Regions from separate parts of the Homo sapiens genome. Here region 2 is linked to region 1. Evidence: chromatin loops called from intact Hi-C (ENCODE). Cell type or tissue: PC-9. All regions are shown on one strand. Each heading gives the region's core, and the rest is flanking DNA. Links, peaks and the distances in the headings are about the cores only.

What was found. Hi-C counts contacts between places; a loop is a spot of excess contacts. Peaks named below come from ENCODE experiments on the same cell type or tissue, not always from the same donor. Only the 100,000 strongest peaks of a DNase experiment are listed, where the experiment ranks them.
Region 2: it touches region 1 in a loop (12-fold over the local background); 5 of 110 quality-filtered maps call a loop at or near these places.

What each region holds. Positions count from the first base shown.
Region 1 is chr15:98,424,461-98,433,215 of GRCh38, reverse strand. No RefSeq gene overlaps it. Among named protein-coding and RNA genes, the nearest start is that of LINC02351, 7.8 kb to the right of the region's middle. RefSeq lists silencers at 4,542-4,836, 4,562-4,856. In PC-9, for the core only: CTCF peaks have their summits at 4,521 and 4,724; no DNase peak of the experiment used is centred there; H3K4me3 peaks cover 754 bases; H3K27me3 peaks cover 3,181 bases.
Region 2 is chr15:99,073,499-99,082,253 of GRCh38, reverse strand. No RefSeq gene overlaps it. Among named protein-coding and RNA genes, the nearest start is that of SYNM, 27 kb to the left of the region's middle. In PC-9, for the core only: CTCF peaks have their summits at 5,150 and 5,350 (motif pointing right); a DNase peak (open chromatin) is centred at 5,393; H3K4me3 peaks cover 374 bases.

The DNA of each region.
Region 1 (8,755 bases), core at 547-8,546:
GAAACCCCGTCTCTACTAAAAATACACAAAAAGTTAGCCGGGCGTGGTGGCGGGCGCCTGTAGTCCCCGCTACTCGGGAGGCTGAGGCAGGAGAATGGCGTGAACCCGGGAGGCGGAGCTTGCAGTGAGCTGAGATCGCACCACTGCACTCCAGCCTGGGCGACAGAGCGAGACTCCGTCTCAAAAAAAAAAATAAAAAAAAGTCACCTTCAGATTTTCTAGGCAGCAAACCCTTCTAACAGGGATTCTTGACAATGTGCAGACAGACGGGCTACAGGACTTGTGAACCTGGGTGATCTTCACTGCCTGAGATTTGAGCCATTCTTAGTGGGCGGCCGATGCTGTACAGGATGGGCTCCCAGCAGATGGCTTTGGGTCCTTGGGCACCCAGGTTCTGTTCCAATTCCATGGGATTGGGAGGGCGTCTCCTCGGGTCGGATTGCGGTATAATCTTCCCAGGTGACGCCAGTCACAGGACTAGGTAGGCTCTTTTTACGATCATTCCCTCATGGCTCTCAACTTGCAATAGGGGTGCTTCGATTGAGGAAATGTCTGCTGGGTCTCCATGTGTATTAGTCCGTTTTCACGCTGCTGATAAAGACATGCCTGAGACTGGATAATTTATAAAGAAAAAGAGGTTTAATAGACTCAAAGCTCCACGTGGCTGGGGAGGCCTCGGTTAATCACGGCAGAAGGTGAAAGGCATGTCTTACATGGTGGCAGACAAGAGAAAATGAGACCCAAGCGAAAGGGGAAACCCCTTATAAAACCATCAGATCTTGTGAGATTATTCACTACCACGAGAGCAATATGGGGAAAACCACCCCATGATTCAATTATGTCCAACCGGGTCCCTCCCACAACAGGTGGGAATTATGGGAGCTATAATTCAAGATGGGATTTGGGTGGGGACACAGCCACACCATATCACCGTGTGAACAACAGAAGCAGATAAAATCCGTCCCATCTAATGTAGGTATTACAACCAACTATAAGTATTGTATTTGTAAAGTAGCTTCATGAAAATCAGTCTAAATTAAATTCACATAAGCTACATAAAGAAATACTACAAGGGGGCAGGTGTGGTGGCTCACACCTGTAATCACAGCACTTTAGGAAGCTGAGGCAGGCAGATCACTTGAAGTCAGGAGTTTGAGACCAGCCTGGCCAATATGGCAAAACCCCATCTCTACTAAAAAAATACAAAAATTAGCTGGGTGTGGTGGCATGTGTCTGTAATCCCTGCTACTTGGGAGGCTGAGGTGTGAGAATCACTTGACCCTAGAAGGTGGTGGTTATGGTGAGTTGAGATTATGCCACTGCACTCTAGCCTGGGCAACAGAGAGAGACTCCATCTCAAAAAAAAAAAGAAAGAGAAGAAGAGAGAGAGAAAGAGAGAAAGAGAAAGAGAAAGAAAAAGAGAAAGAAGGAAAGAGAAAAGGGAGGAAGGAAGGAGAGAGAAAGAGAAAAGAGAAAGAAAGACCTTCCCCTGCTCCCTGAATGCTGCAGACATAAGTCGAGCAGAAGAAATCAGATTTCACAATACACGCGCTGACTTTTATCCCACCCACTTTTGCTGTGGACCAGAGCCTGGGCTGCAGAGGTGGTTTCTGGAGGCCAAGCAGCTTTGGCCTTGGCGCCTGTGCTGTGGGAAGGCCAAGCTGACTTGAGGCCTTTGCTCCCACCCCTGCAAAGCCTGGATTCTGTGTGTGCAGAGCCCCGCCGGCTTCCCAGCCCTGTGCTTCAGATGGTCCTGGGTGCGTGGGGACACTCGGTGACAGATCGGGAAGTGGGCACTGTCTCTCCTATGAAGCCGGCTTGAGAGGGGACACACAGTGTTTTGAAGACTTGGCCCGGCACATTTGGACAGGTCTTGCTGAGTGATCACTGCACAGCTCTGAGCCCCACAGGTCCTGGCTATCCACAGGCATGAAACACCAGCCCCAGCACGTCCCTGTGAGGGTGCCATGGATGTCACCCAGGACAGCACTCTTCCATCTGTAAAGGGCTCCGTTATCACATGCCTCTGCTATTGTCATACTTAATTTTCACTTTACACAGTTCACACTCAGGTGTGCAAAATTAGGGCTTGATTTTCCTAGAACTGAGTTGTATCTGTATCTGGAGCACCCATTCTGGTTGATGGCAGAAAAAGTAGTCGCGTGGATTCAGATACCTTCCAACCAACCTCACTCCAAGTAGGATTTTCTTTGGTACCTCTTTCTTCCTGGGGTCAGCTCCAAGGGCAGGGGCCTTGGTGAGGAGATGCCATCTGCTCTTGGCCCACCCTGGCTAGAGCTAACATGCACAATTGTCCTGTCATGGTCTCTGGTCTCAGGCTCCCTGGACACCTGGTGTGTGGTCCTGCTGGTGTCTGCGGATGCTTCTACCCCAAACCCCTGTCCTAACCAGGAAGTGACGTTGTGGCCGGCAAGTTCTCGCTCTCAACCTGCATCGTCTCTGTCCCTGGCCACATGGGTAAGCATCATTTTTCTGTCCCCACTGGGGACTCCTGGCTTTGCTGTGGGGCTGACCCTGCACCCTCATGCAGTCCTCTTCTGAGCTCTGGGGTTGGGGCCACTCATTCTCTGAGAACTCCGAGCTGGAATTGGAACGCACCTCTCTTCTACTCTGGGACCCCCAAACCTATTTGAAGACTTCTATGATGCCCTTCCCACCACTGCCCAAGTGAGCCTGGCATTTTAGACTTCAAAGCCAATAAAAATAGCAAAGGCATTTCTTTCTCTCTCCCTCCCTGGCACTCCATATCCTCACACTCAATGCAGAGCCAAACAGGGGTCTCACCCTCCAAGTGAGGGACAGACCCCTGAGCTCATCCTGTCAGTCCCCAGAGAGTCATGGTGCCCACGTTGCCCTCACATCCAGCCCCTCAGGCAGGGCCCTGGGCTGATTCTCACAGCCGGCCTCCAACCCCTGGTGGGGGGTGTGGAGTGTAGATGGTGTGGGGACCACCACTTCCTCCCTGGCCTCATGCACAGCTTGAAATCCCACAGCACAGAAATGTTTCCCTTTGAGGGTGGGTAACATGGACTTGTGTCCCAGGACTGGGAAGAGCTTGGGGTCTGGCTTCAGCCTGGCTCCTTACTCCAGAGAGGGCTGGGATGATCACTTTCCTTCTGGGTCGCCGGGGTTCTCGTTGGTGAAAGGTAGAGGATGAGTCAGGGTCTGTAAACTGGCAGCTTGAGGGTTCAAATTAGTCAGCAGATGAGACGTTTTAGGGCCTGGAAACTGCGGTCCCTTTCCTGGAGGGCATATCCCCACCACTCACTGGCCAGTGTCACTCATCTGCACTGTTGCTCTAGCCTGGTCAAGGCTTACACTTGTATCTTCTCATGGCAGCCCCCAAAGATGCTCACATGGGAATCCTGGGAACCTGTGAGTGTGTTACTGTATTAGTCTGTTTTCATGCTGCTGATAAAGACATACCTGGGACTGGGTAATTTATAAAGAAAAAGAAGTTTAATGGACTCAGTTCCACGTGGCTGGGAATCCTCACAATTATGGCAGAAGGCGAAATGCACGTCTTACATGGCAGCAGACAAGAGAGAAATGAGAACCAAGTGAAAGAGGTTTCCCCTTATGAAACCACTTGAGATAGTTAGTAGGTCTTGAGACCTATTAACTATCATGAGAACAGTATGGGGGAAGGTGCCCCGTGACTCAATTATCTCCCACTGGGTCCCTCTCACCACACATGGGAATTATGGGAGCTACAATTCATGATGAGATTTGGGTGGGGACACATCCAAACCGTATCAGTTACCTTACCTGGTAAAAGGGACTTCTCAGATGCGATTAAGCTAAAGATTGTGAGAGGGAGAGATTATCCTGGATCCTCTGGGTGGGCCCAGTGTGATCACAAGGGTTGTTTAAATGAGGGACACACAGAAAGGTTTGACTGCCAGAGAACCATCAGAGCGTCGCAGCGTGAGACACAGTCAGCCATTGCTGGGTTTGAAGATGAAGGAAGGGGCCATGAGCCAAGGAATGCAGGCCGCCTGTGTGGAAAGGACCAGGAAACAGATTCTCCCCTGGAGCCTCCAGAAGGAACCAGCTTGACCTCAGCCCAGCAAGACCTGTTTGAGACTTCTGACTTCCAGAACTGTATGGTAAGAAATCCTGGCAGTTTTAGGCCACCAAATTTGTGATAATTTCTTACAGTTGCAATGGGAAACGAGTACACTCCCTCTTATGTTCTCAGGTGGGTAACTTTGCCTCCTAACCCTGGACATTTGGCCATGTCTGGAGATATTTTTGGTTGTCACAGTTGGGTGAGAGGTGGTACTGACATCTAGTGGGTAGAGGCAGGAAAGCTCCCATAACAGAGTTATTCAGCCCGAAATGCTGTGCTAAGATTGATACCAGGCCTGAGCTCCGGTATGCGTCACATTTTGGACTGTGGACTGCCCTGACAGGCAAGTTCTTCCTTTAGAGGAAAAAACACCGCCTGCCGCAGTCAAGGCTCGGGGCACGGCCCAGGAGGTGCCCTGGAGAAGACTGAGACCCGGGTTGCAGCAGTGAGCCCCATTCTGGCTGGTGGGAGAAAACGGCGATCTCAGGACAGACTTGCGGAGAGCGCGGACTCCCGTAAAAAGAAGAGGCGCGGGCGCCTGCTCGCTGCCCGGCCGCTTTCCGAGGGAAATACCCACGGCGGCCACACGATGGCAGCCTTGCCCAAACCAAAGCCCGCCGGGCGCGCTCCGAGGTCCGCAGCCCCGAGTCGGTGCCCCCAGGCGGTGGACGCGGGGCCGCCCTCCCACAGAATCCAAGGGCGCTCGGCCTGGGTGGGCGTCTTTAGCTGCAGCTAGAAACTCTGCGCTTAACAGGGGAAAGAAACAGAGCCGCACGGACTGCACGCTCCTGCCTGCTCGTCCGCCTCGATGTAAACAGCTCATCTGTGCCAACGTGGAACTACGTTCTCCCCATCCCCACGTTTCAGTGCTGTGACAAGACAGATAACACAGCTGAGATTTATTCTTCAAAGGGGCTCGCGTGTCTTTTCTTCTTCTTTTTTTTTGACTGAGTCTCGCTCGCTCTGTCGCCCAGGCTGGAGTGCAGTGGCGATCTCGGCTCACTGCAGCCTCTGCCTCCCGGGTTCAAGCGATTCTCCTGCCTCAGCCTCCAAGCAGCTGGGACTACAGGCGTCCGCCACCACGCCCAGCTAATTTCTGTATTTTTAGTAGAAACGGGGTTTCACCATGTTGGCCAGGCTGGTCTCGAACTCGCGACCTCATGTGATCCGCCCACCTCGGTCTCCCAAAGTGCTGGGATTACGAAAAAAAAAATGTCTAGCTTTCATTGTAAGTCCAGGAGTGCAGACCCCAGATTTCCCTAATTACTTCATTAACCCCATAGACTTGCAAATAAATAAATACATACGTAAACAATTCAACTAACCCACTGCAATGCACCCTGCCTCCCTTCACCACAGGTTGAAAGTGGGGGGCCTTGAGACTCACGTATTCCTTGGGATTCCCCACCCGGGCACAAAAGCTGGGGGGTGCAGTGGGGGCCGCCCACTTTCTCCCTCTTAGCCTCTCTGGCCCTTGGGCATTCTATAGAAAACACGGGGGCCATGGGCCAAGAGGCACCCCCCGATCCAGCTGTGATCTGGACTCCCTTCTGTTCTGTGTCATCAATTTGGCCCCATTTTCATCTGTAGTTTTTTTGATGTGTTATTTGGCTTCTTTTCAGCAGCAGCAGCAGCAGCAGCCAAAATACTCTGGGGCCAGTGTGCTTCGTTTATAAAATGGGGACAGTGTCTCTCTGGAAGGATTCGCTGGGAAGATGAAGGTAAATGTGCAGCGTCCCAGGGATGCCAAGTTCACAGTGGCCCTGGCTTGCAACGATGAGAATGGAACTGGGGGTGAGAAGAGGGAAGAGAGGGAACAAGGAGGTGGAACATCCAACAGAACGTGCTGGGGCCGGGCGCCCCTACCTGCCCCCAGGGAGGTTGAACTGAGATAGCTGGGAGCTGGGGGAGGCAGACCTGGTACTTGAATTGGGGTGGGAGGGATGGAAGATGCCCTTCTAGCCCAAGAAGCCCTCCCCCTAGTTAAACCAAGCTGGGACTGGTTAACAGAGGTGCCCAAGATCCTCCCAGCCACAGGGTGCCCCATCCTCCGGGGACTACCGACTTAAGGATAGCATGCTCTCAGCTTATAGAAGTTCTAATTACTGTTTTAAAACTGGTTCATGCACTTTGGGAGGCTGAGGTGGGAGGATTGCTTGAGCTCAGGATTTCAATACCAGCCTGGGCAACATAGTGAGATACCATCTCTACAAAAAATGAAAACATTAGCTGACCATGGTGGCACATCCCTGTAACCCCAGCTACTTGGGAGGCTAAGATGGGAGGATTGCTTGAGGCCACAAGTTTGAGGCTGCAGTCAGCTGTGATCCCACCTTAGTACTCCAGCCTGGGCCACAGAGCGAGACCCTGTCTCAACACACAAACAAACAAAAACAAAACAAAACAAAACACTGGTTCATGCAGTCATCCTTCCCATGCACACTGGTGGCTTCCATGGGCCAAGTGCTGTGCTGAGGACTGGTACAGACGCGTGGGTATGGCAGAAAATTATCCTTCTACAGCCCTTGGCTCCCAAGGACCAGATGCAGGTGCAGCCAGCGAGATGAATACAGGAGGGGACTTCCGAGGAGGGGCAGGTGGGGTCCACTTGTGGATATTTATGCTGGATTGTAAGCTCCCTGAAGTCAGGGTCAGGGCTCACAGCGCCCTCAGTATTGATGCAATCAGCGCCGTGTGAGTGTCAGCTGAAAGTCTGAAGAGCTAGAAAGAATCTCCAGGAGAACTTGGACTCTGCCACATCTGGTGGCATTCCTGCTGCTGTGGTGTCCTGCATGAAGAAACCCTGAAGTTCATGGGCTCGGCACACACCTGGGTTAGCATCCTAGCCTGAGGTCCAGGTGACAGCTGTGTAGGGCGTGCAGTGGCAGAGCTGGGTGTCCCAGGCAGCTGGGAGGCCCTGGAGTGGGAACAGGGACCCTTGCCTTTAATTAGTCATATCTTGCTATATTTCCACACACTGCCCAAGTACTACACCACTAACAATGCTATTATTGGTGTATATACAGCTAGACTTTGCTTTAAAAGTGAAGCATTTTATTCTATACTAGAAATCATACCGCACATGCAGTTTAATTCCTGTTTTTTTAAAAATGTGAGAACTACCTATTTCACCCCAGTGTTTTAACCATCATCTTTTTTTTTTAATAGAGACAGTCTTGAACTCCTGGGTTCAAGTGATCTTCCCGCCTTAGCATTCCTAAGTGCTGGGATTAGAGGCGTGAGTCACCCCACCTGGCCCGTCATACTTTAAGTCTGCCTAAGATCTCATCACATAGCTGCACCACGGTGGACACCACCGCTTTCCTCCTCTTGAATGTTTAGGGTCCTTCCTGTTTCATGCTGTTATAAAGAACGATCTAGGCTGGATACGGTGGCTCACGCCTGTAATCCTAGCACTTTGGGAGGCCAGGACAGGTGGATTGACTGAGCTGAGGAGTTTGAGACCACCCTGGGCAACATGGTGAAACTCCGTCTCTACTAAAATACAAAAAAAAATTAGCCAGGTGTGGTGACATGCACCTGTAGTCCCAGCTACTCGGGAGGCTGAATTGCTTGAACCCAGGAGGTGAAGGTTGCAGTGAGCCGAGAGCTCTTACCCAAAGGAATAAAACCAAAGAGGGTACAGGAAATATTTTTTGTTAGGGGAGGATTTCTGATACCCTAGTTTGATAGTGAAACTGTTTTGATAGCGGAAGAACTAGTGGCATTGTGGTGGGGGGATGCGGACCGGGCTGTAATCCCGCAGCACGCTGGCCGCATTTGGAGTGGGTTGCACGTGCCTCCTGCTCCTAGGGCCCTCTGCCTTCCCTCCCCTGCATATCAGAACACAGGGGAGGTGCAGGCATGCCTGGCAGAATGCATGTGGCAGAATAACGAGCATGGTGATTGCTAGTGTTCCGGTGTGACCAGGTAGCTCTGATTCCCCAGAGTGAGTCTGAGGACCCTGCTTTGGATGTGAGATGATTTTGAGGGCTGTGCGGATGGCTGTTATTAAGTTTAATAGTTCTCTGTTGATCCTGAAGTTAATTTTTATTTGAGGCAAGTGGTACTCCTTTTGATTGACAGTTGCCCTATGAAGTTGATATTTACATACTGTTTGCAAGTATAATAATGAGTTGACTTAAGAAAATAAGTAAACAAAAATACAAGTGGCAAAATCGTGAGGATGACATGGAAATGAATATGTTTGTTAAACCACTAAAAAGGCTGGGAAGAAGTCTCCTAAATGGAGAGCAATGAACCGACCAGCACCTGGGGCAGGGCGGGGAGGCAGGGCGGCGCCTTGGTAAAACTTCCTCAGGGATTTTTCATCCTTCCTGTGTTTTCTCCTCCTCCTCTCTCAGGTTTGTGATCATCCTCTCTCCTCACTTCCTGTACAACAAAGAGAAAACACAGAACTGGGAGTCTGGTTAAGTGGCAGAACACAGCTGGAATGTTGATGTGGCTTTGTGTTCACAGCAGGTGACCTTGGGTGGGAAGTTTGACTCTCTGAGCCTCAGTCTCCTCACCTGTGAAAAGGGGATGATGATATCCTAGTCCTGGTGTTGCTAGGTGGTGCAATAAGCTGATGTAGGTGGAGGCGTCTCAGCTGTAAGGTGGAGCAGCTGTTCCACAGTGCAGATCAGAGGGCAGTCCATCCAG
Region 2 (8,755 bases), core at 588-8,587, 650 kb before region 1:
CATCTCATCTGCAAATAGAGATAGTCTTCTTCCTTTCAAGTCTGGATGCCTTTTAGTTTACTTTCTTTCCAAATTGCCCTGGCTAGAGCCTTTGGGACAATGATGAATAGAAATAATGAAAATGGACATCTTTGCCTTGTTCTTGATCTTAGGAGAATCTTAGATCTTTTGCCTTTTCACCATTAGGTCTTTCTTTATTAAGAATGATGTTAGTTGTGGGGTTTTCATAGATGCCTTTCATCAGGTTAAGGGAGTTCCTTTCTATTCCTAGTTTGTTGAGTGTTTTTATTATGAAAGGGCGGTGGATTTTGTCAAATGCTTTTTCTGCATATATTGAGATGGTCATGTTGTTTTTTCTCTTTTATTCCAATAATATGGTATATTGCATTGATTGATTTTCTTATGCTGAGCCAAATAATGGTGCCTTTCAATAAACAGTTCTTAATCTTAATATAGGTCAATTTATTAATGCTTTACTTACTTTTTTTTCTTTTTTGAGATGGAGTCTTGCTCTGTCAACCAGGCTGGAGTGCAGTGCTGTGATCTCAGCTCACTGCAACCTCCACCTCCTGGGTTCACACTATTCTCCTGCCTCAGCCTCCTGAGTAGCTGGGATTACAGTTGCCCACCACCATGCCTGGCTAATTTTTGTATTTCTAGTAGAGACAGAGTTTCACCAAGTTGGCCAGGCTGGTCTTGAACTCTTGAACTCAAGTGATCCATCCACCTCAGCCTCCCAAAGTGCTGGGATTACAGGCATAAGCCACCATGCCCAGCCAATATTTTACTTTCTTTTGTTTTTTTGTATCCTGTGAAAGAAATCTTTGTCTATCCCAAGGTCATGAAGGCATTCTCCTATATTGTCTTTTATATGTTTTCTTGTTTTACCTTTTATATTTTGATTTATAATCCATCTGGAACTGATTTTAGTGTAAAATGTTTATAGAGATTAACATAAACATTGATTTCTAATTGACCCAGCACTGTTTATTGAAAAGATCATACCTTCCCATTGCTCCGACTTGTCACTTTTGTCATAAATTGAGCATGTGTGTGTACCTCTAGACTATTCTGTTCTATTCGTCATTTGTCTAATCTTGCTCCAAATACCACATTGTCTTAATTATTGAGCTTCATAAGAAGTCTCAATATCCTCTAGTATAAGTCCTCTTATTTTCCTTCAAGATTGGCTTGGTTATTTTTGGCTCTTTGTCTTTCTATATAAATTTTACAAGCAACTTGTGAATTTACACACACACATACAATCTCCTAGAATTTTTATTGGAATTGTATTGATTCTATAGATCAATTTTGGGGGAGAAATTACATTTTTACAATATCGAGGGTCCATGTGAGTTAACCAGCAAAGAGCTTTTTCAAGCTTTATATTTTCTATGATTTTACTCAATGAGAATAAGTAAAGCTAATAATCAAAATAACAACAATAATTTTAATACCTAACATTTGTAATAGTTACTACACACTGGATTTTTGGGTTAAGTGCTGTATAGCCATTATATTATTTACTTAGAAAAATTAACTGTTAAAATTTACCAAAAATTATGAGACCTCCATGAAGAAAGCTATACATTTTGTTACAGGGTGTAAAAACAATATTTCAACTAATTGTGAGACACAGGATGTCCTTGAATGGGAAGAATTAATCATCATAAATGTCAGTGATTTCCAAATAAATATGTACCTTAAATTAATTCCAATCAGAATATCAATGGTGTTTTCCTGGGGCTATACAAAAAGTACTTAGCATTTATATTGGAGAAATTCTAAATGTTTTAGAACTGACAACAAAAATATTTAATTGTGAAAAGACAGTGGGTGGGATTCCCTTACCAGCTATTAAAACTTTCTAGAAAACTAATATAATAATTTTAAAACTGTATGACTTTAGCTTATAAATAAGTGTACAGATCAGAAGACCAGAAAGTCAAAAAAAATCTGAGTATATATTCAAATTTAATACATGATAAAGATGGCATTTTAGTTCAGTGGGAGAGAAGATGATTTATTTAATTAATACTGCTAACATAATTGGTTATTGATCTGGAAAATAACACCTCCAGCCATGAATAAAATCATTATGAATGAATTAACCCTAAATGAAAAATAAAAAAATGGAATAAATTTAGGAGAAAATGTGTATAATTTCAAGATTGGAGCATGGCATGGGTGGGGGGTATTGCTTATGCATAACAGGAAATCTAGAATCCAGAAGAGAAAAGACAAGCTTGACTATAAAAAGTTAAAACATGGCCAGGTGCAGTGACTCATGACTGTAATCCCAACACTTTGCCAGGCCAAGGTGGGAGGATCACTTGAGGACGCCAAGAGAAGCCAGGGCAACCTAGGGAGACCCTGTCTTTACAAAAAAAATTTATAAATTAGCCAGGCATGGAGGCAGAAGTGGGAGAATTGTCTGAGCCCAGGAGTTCGTGATTGGGCCACTGCACTCCAGCCTGGGCAACAGAGCAAGACCTTGTCTCAAATAAATAAATAAATAAAAAGTAATAAAAGTTAAAACACAAGAACAGATTGGGGAAAATATCTGCAACATTCTTGATTTCTGAGTTAATATCTGTAATATATAAGGAGCTCTTGGAACTGATAAGGAAAAAAACTTACCCAATAGAAATATGCAGAAAGGACGTGACTGGGCAATACATAGGAAGGGAAATGAAAATGGTCAATAAATGAAAGATCCCCAGACTCACTAGACAGGGAAATGCAATGTATTTTATAAGGTAACATGATAGCATTTCTCACAAATCATATTGGCAAGAATTAAAAAGCTTGATAGCATTCAGTGCTTATGAAGGTGTAGATGGAACAGTTCATACAGTGTTAGTGGGAGAGTGAATTGCTGTCCTTTGGATGAAGAACGCTGGCCAGAAGCTTTGGTTAAATGTCAAACATATACACCATCTAACCAAAGAAATCCACTGGTGGATGTTATACCTCAAAGGACACATATTTACGGATGCTTTTTCATTTTTCACAGCTATTGAAAATCAGGCCTTATTTCTGGGCTCTCTGCTCTGTTCCACTGGTCTAAATGTCTGTTTTTGTACCAGTACCATGCTGTTTTGATTACTGTAGCCCTGTAGTAAAATGTGAAGTCGAGTAAGGTAATGCCTCCAGCTTTGTTCTTTTTGGTTAGGATTGCCTTAGCTATTTGCGCTCTTTTTTGGTTCCATATGAATTTTTAAATAGTTTTTTCTAGATCTCTGAAGAATGTCCTTGGTAGTTTGATAGGAATAGCATTGAATAAGGCCACATACCTACAACCATCTGATCTCTGGCAAAGCTGACAAAAACAAGCAATGGGGAAAGAGCTCCCTGTTTGATAAGTGGTGCTGGGATAACTGTCTAGTCATATGCAGAAGATTGAAATTAGACCCCTTCCTTACACCATATGCAAAAATCAACTCAAGATGAATTCAAGGCTTAAATGTAAAACCCAAAACTATAAAAGCCTTGGAAGACAACCTAAGCAACACCATTCTGGATATAGGGACTGGCAAAGATTTCATGGTGAAGACACCAAAAGCAATTTCCACAAAAGCAAAAATTGACAAATGGGATCTAATAAAATGTGGGAGCTTCTGCACAGCAAAAGAAACTATCAACAAAGTAAACAGACAACCTACAGAATGGCAGAAAATATTTGCAAGGTCTAATATTCAGCATCTATAAGGAGAAAACAACCTAATTAAAGAGTGGGCAAAGAACATGAATAGACACTTTTCAAAAGAAGACATATGTGGCCAACAAGCGTAAGAAAAAAAGCTCAAGATCACTGATCATTTGAGAAATGCAAATAAAAACTGCAGTGAGATACCATCTCACACCAGTCAGAATGGCTACTATTAAAAAGTGAAAAAATAACAGATGCTGGTGAGGTTGTGGAGAAAAGGGAATGCTTATACACTGTTGATGGGAGTGTAAATTGGTTCAACCATTGTGAAAAGCAGAGTGGCGATTCCCAAAAGAGCTAAAAACAGAACCACCATTCGACCCAGCAATCCCATTACTGGGTATATACCCAAAGGAATATAAATCATTCTATTATAAAGATACATGCACATTATGTTCACTGAAGCACTATTCACAATAGCAAAAACATGGAATCAACCTAAATGCCCATCAATAGTAGACTTTATAAAGAAGATATGGTACATATACACCATGAAATACCATACAGCCATAAAAAAGAACAAGATCATGCCATTTGCAGAAACATGGATGGAGCTGGAGGCCATTATCCTTAGCAAACTAACACAGGAATAGAAAACCAAATACTGCATGTTCTCACTTATAAGTGGGAGTCCAACGATGAGAAGACATGGACACAAAAAAGAGAACAGACACTGAGGACCACCTAAGGGTGGAGGGAGGAAGGAGGAAGAAGATCAGAAAAAAATAACTATTGGGAACTACGCTTCATACTGGGGTGACAAAATAGTCTGTACGTCAAACCTCCATAACATGAGTTTACCTATATAACAAACCTGCGCATATACCCCTGAACCTAAAATAAAAGTTTTTTAAAAAGAAAATGAGTTAGATCTAGCGTATTGACTATATGAGATATCCATAACATATTAAGTTGAAAAAGCAATGTTAAAGTACTACTGTAAGCCAGGCATGGTGGCTCATGCCTGTAATCCCAATACTTTGGGAGGCTGAGGTAGGTGGATCACTTGAGGTCAGGAGTTCAAGACAGCCTGGCCAACATGGCAAAACCCCATCTGTACTAAAAATACAAAAATTAGCCGAGCGTGGTGGCACACGCCTGTAGTCCCAGTTACTCGGGAGGCTGAGGCACAAGAATCGCTTGGACCCAGGAAGCAGAGGTTGCAGTGAGCCGAGATCTCACCACTGCACTCCAGCCTGGGGGACAGAGTGAGACCCTGTCTAAACAAAATCAATAAAATCCAAGTATGAAGAAGAAGGAAAAAAGCAACCTCTATATATGCTTTATACAGGAAATGTTTTTTATGATACATGTGATTTATAATCACTGCATAAAGTGTTTCTACCTTTTAATCCATTGTTTTGGTTGCAAAGGTCACCAGTTCTCAAGCTTGGCTGCCCTTTGGAATCACCTGGGGATTTTTAAAAACGCTGATGTCTGGGCCCTACATCCAGAGATTCTGATTTAATTGTGATGGGGTACGGCCTGGACATCAGATTTTTAAAGGCTCCTCAGGTGATTTTCATGTGAAGCAAACCCTGAGGACCAGTGGCATAGATAACTGAGGTCTGAAGCCCAATTTTGGAATAGTTTGACATATGACCTGTGAAGCTATTTTTGCAATTGTCCTGTTAACCACTAGATGGCGTGTTATCCACACTACAGCATTTCGACAACCAGGGTTTTGCCGAACTCTTGGGGAGGTGAAGGACGGAGGCAAGCAGGAAGCAACCAAGGATCGAACGGAACAGACCTGGGACCAGGAATTGTGCCAGATTCGGGCCTCATCCTGCATCACGTAGTGAGCATACAGCTTTTTTTTAAGTTCTGGGGGAAAAAATTATCATCATTAAGCCTGACTTTCCTTCAAGTCAGAGAGGAGCTGCTCCTTAGTCTCTTCCTGTTTCAGTGTCTTTTCTTGGATGTGAGTTACAGAAAGTCATTCTTTGTGGAAAGGCCACACCCTCTGTTGTTTGGCTGCAAGGGTGAAATGGAAGGATGCTCTTTGGAAATCTCTTAATTAAAAGTAAATAATTGACTGTGTAGTAAACAGCCAGAGGGGCAATATTTAAACCCTATTTATAGATTCAGATTAGTGGTGGGAGTAAATAGGACAGTCAGGAGAAAACTTAAATTAAGAAGATTCCCGTCACCCTCACACACAAGAGTGTGATTTTTTTTTCTGAAAACAAATACCTCTGGGCTTCATTTTTCTCCCTTTGATCTCAAAATAAACACCAACCTCCACACTTCTTGGTCATGCACTGCTGGTTCATTAAAGAGCCATATGCTGATTTCCTGTGAGTGTTTAACACGTCATGATTAAGGGCAAAGTCAAGAAACAATTTAAGGACAATTTTTCAATAAAATTAGCTCCAAAACTAAGTGTAATTACTGTCAGTGTTTCTATTATTTGGACTTTTTCCCATCAGAATGTATAAATAGTGTTTTTAATGAATATACAAATTATATGTTTCTGAGAACCAAGAACTCTGACTCCATGAGGAGACAGATAGTGTCTGTATCCCAGGGCAGGTAATTAATGTGAAGGATTCGAGATTTCCTTTGTAGCTATTCATCTATAAAGCAGCCTGTGAGCCATGAGGCCCTGCGGACCATCCCATCAAAAATCTCAGCCAAAATTTGTATCAGTTAGGGTTCTCCGAGAACCAGAAGCAACAGGATATATCATATATGATGAAGAAGCAACTCACATGATAATGGAGGCTGAGAAGTCCCCAGATCTGCTGTTGGCAAGCTGGACACACAAGAAAGCTGATGGTATTGTTCCAGTCTTGAGGCCAAAGACCTGAGACCAGGAGAGGCAATAATGTAAGTTCCAGTTCAAGTCCAATTCCAAAGGCAAAGGACTGATGACCCAGCTCAAAGACCAGAGAGTGAAGCTGATGACCCAGCTCAAAGACCAGAGAGTGAAGCTGATGACCCAGCTCAAAGACCAGAGAGTGAAGCTGATGACCCAGCTCAAAGACCAGAGAGTGAAGCTGATGACCCAGCTCAAAGACCAGAGAGTGAAGCTGATGACCCAGCTCAAAGACCAGAGAGTGAATTTTTGCTTACTCAGCCCTTTTTTTTCTCTATTAAGGCCTTCAGTGGATTGGATGGAAATCCAATAACTTTGTCAAAGTATGTTCCACAGAATTCAAGTTCCTTGGGATGTTAATAAAGGCAATTTGGTAGAAAAGGGCTCCAATGCCAAATAAGTGTGGAAAATCCTAGGTAAAATAAACAGATATCTTTTCTGCAGACATTCTCAGAGCCTTTAATATGTCAATGTGCTTTGCAGTTATCCAAGAAGAGGTTGTATTTTGCAAAGCTTTTCAAACTTATTTAACAAAATATCTTGTTTGGCATTTAGCACCTCTCTAAATCCTGGGAAATACTGCTTTATAAAGTACTTCAAAGCAGAGATTGTGCTTTATCTGATTGTTGTACCCCAGCCTCTAGGTCAGTGCCTGCCAAACAGAGAAATTCAGTAAGCATTTGAGGGGTCTGTAAAGTGAAATAATGAATGATGAATGAAATAGCAGTAGAGATATGGCCAAGCCGTAAACGTAAATTCTACACCAGACTAGCCTGAGTCTATGTAAGGACTTCCCAGAGCACTCCCAGAGAGCCAAAAAATGCAAAATGGATGTTGAGAAGCTTAGAGTAGAACCTCGGCTCTCACCAGTATAGGAGATGCCACAGTGAGAATGGTGTAAATGGACTCTTCCTTAGTGAAGCACATGCCAACTGTGCCCTGCCCATACCCATTGCTCTGCAACTGCCAGCACCTGCATTTCCATCTGAGGTTTTCTCTTGCTGCAGAAGCCATCTCCGTTGTCCACTTGGCAGCCCCCTGAGAGCAACCCTGGATCAATGATCAACTGGAGTCGGTGTATAAATACCCCAGCTCCCTCACTGCTTAGATGGGATAACTCTAGGCATGTGTTTTACACTACACCCAGAATGCGTGTGCTGGGTAGGATGTGCTCCAGTGGCCACGTTGATAACGAGAATGGCTGGCTTCCTCCCCATTCCTGCCTCCTTCCCTAGTCCCCTGCCTGTGGGCCTTGAGATCACCTCTCATATAAACTGCTTGCCTCCTGATCCTTGACTCAGGATCAGGGGTTCTGGGGGGCCTCTGATAAAATATTGCTTATCGTTCCTATGAACTCTCTCCTGTCTTGACTCTACCTCAGCTACAGGACCTCTGAACCCCTGGAAATTTCCCCTAAATTATTTCTTGAAGTCCTAGAAGGGGAACCTCCCATGTTCCCACAGTCCTGTTTATCAGCTGCAGTCCCCCACTGCATGGCCTGTCTTCACTGGCATTCATTGGCACTAAGGAGAGACTTGGTGATGTGCCTCATACTGTGCCAGGTGCTGGGGGTGCAAGGTGAGTGAGACAGTCTTGGAGCCTGCCTTCATGAAGCTTCCAGGCTTTTTGGGAAAATAAGCACAATCCCATTATCATGCAGATCCACATGCAAGGATAATCTTTAATAAGTGCAGGCAATTAAAACCAAAGGGTGCTATGCAGTATAGCAGGGCATCTAATCCAGTGGAAGCTATAAGAGAGACTTCCCAGAGGAACTGAACTTATTGATGAGATATGAAGGATGAAGGAACTAAGTAGGTGAGGAGGTGGGGTGGGGAAGAGACCCAGGCAGAGGAAACAGCATATGCAAAGCAATGGGTACAGAAATGTGCCCCTTTGCATGCCAATAGTCCTGATAAGTGGGCATCCTGAGTTTTCTGAAGCCACCAGTGCTGTCTAAGGAGCTGCAGCAGAGGTAGGGAGGAAAGCCATCTTCCTAACTCTGTGCAAACTTTGTCCTCTGGGCCCCCAAACAGCTCTACTTATTTCCTGAGGCTCACAAATGCGCATCTTGCAAGTCAGCTTCATCTCCTCTTCTGCAAACTGCTCATCAGCCCTTCTCTCTGCAGGAGGGTTGCACTGTCCCAGCCTCTTGCAGTTGGGCTTGGCCATGTGACTTGCTTTGGCCAGTGAAACTGGAGCAGAAGTGATGAGCTCCACTT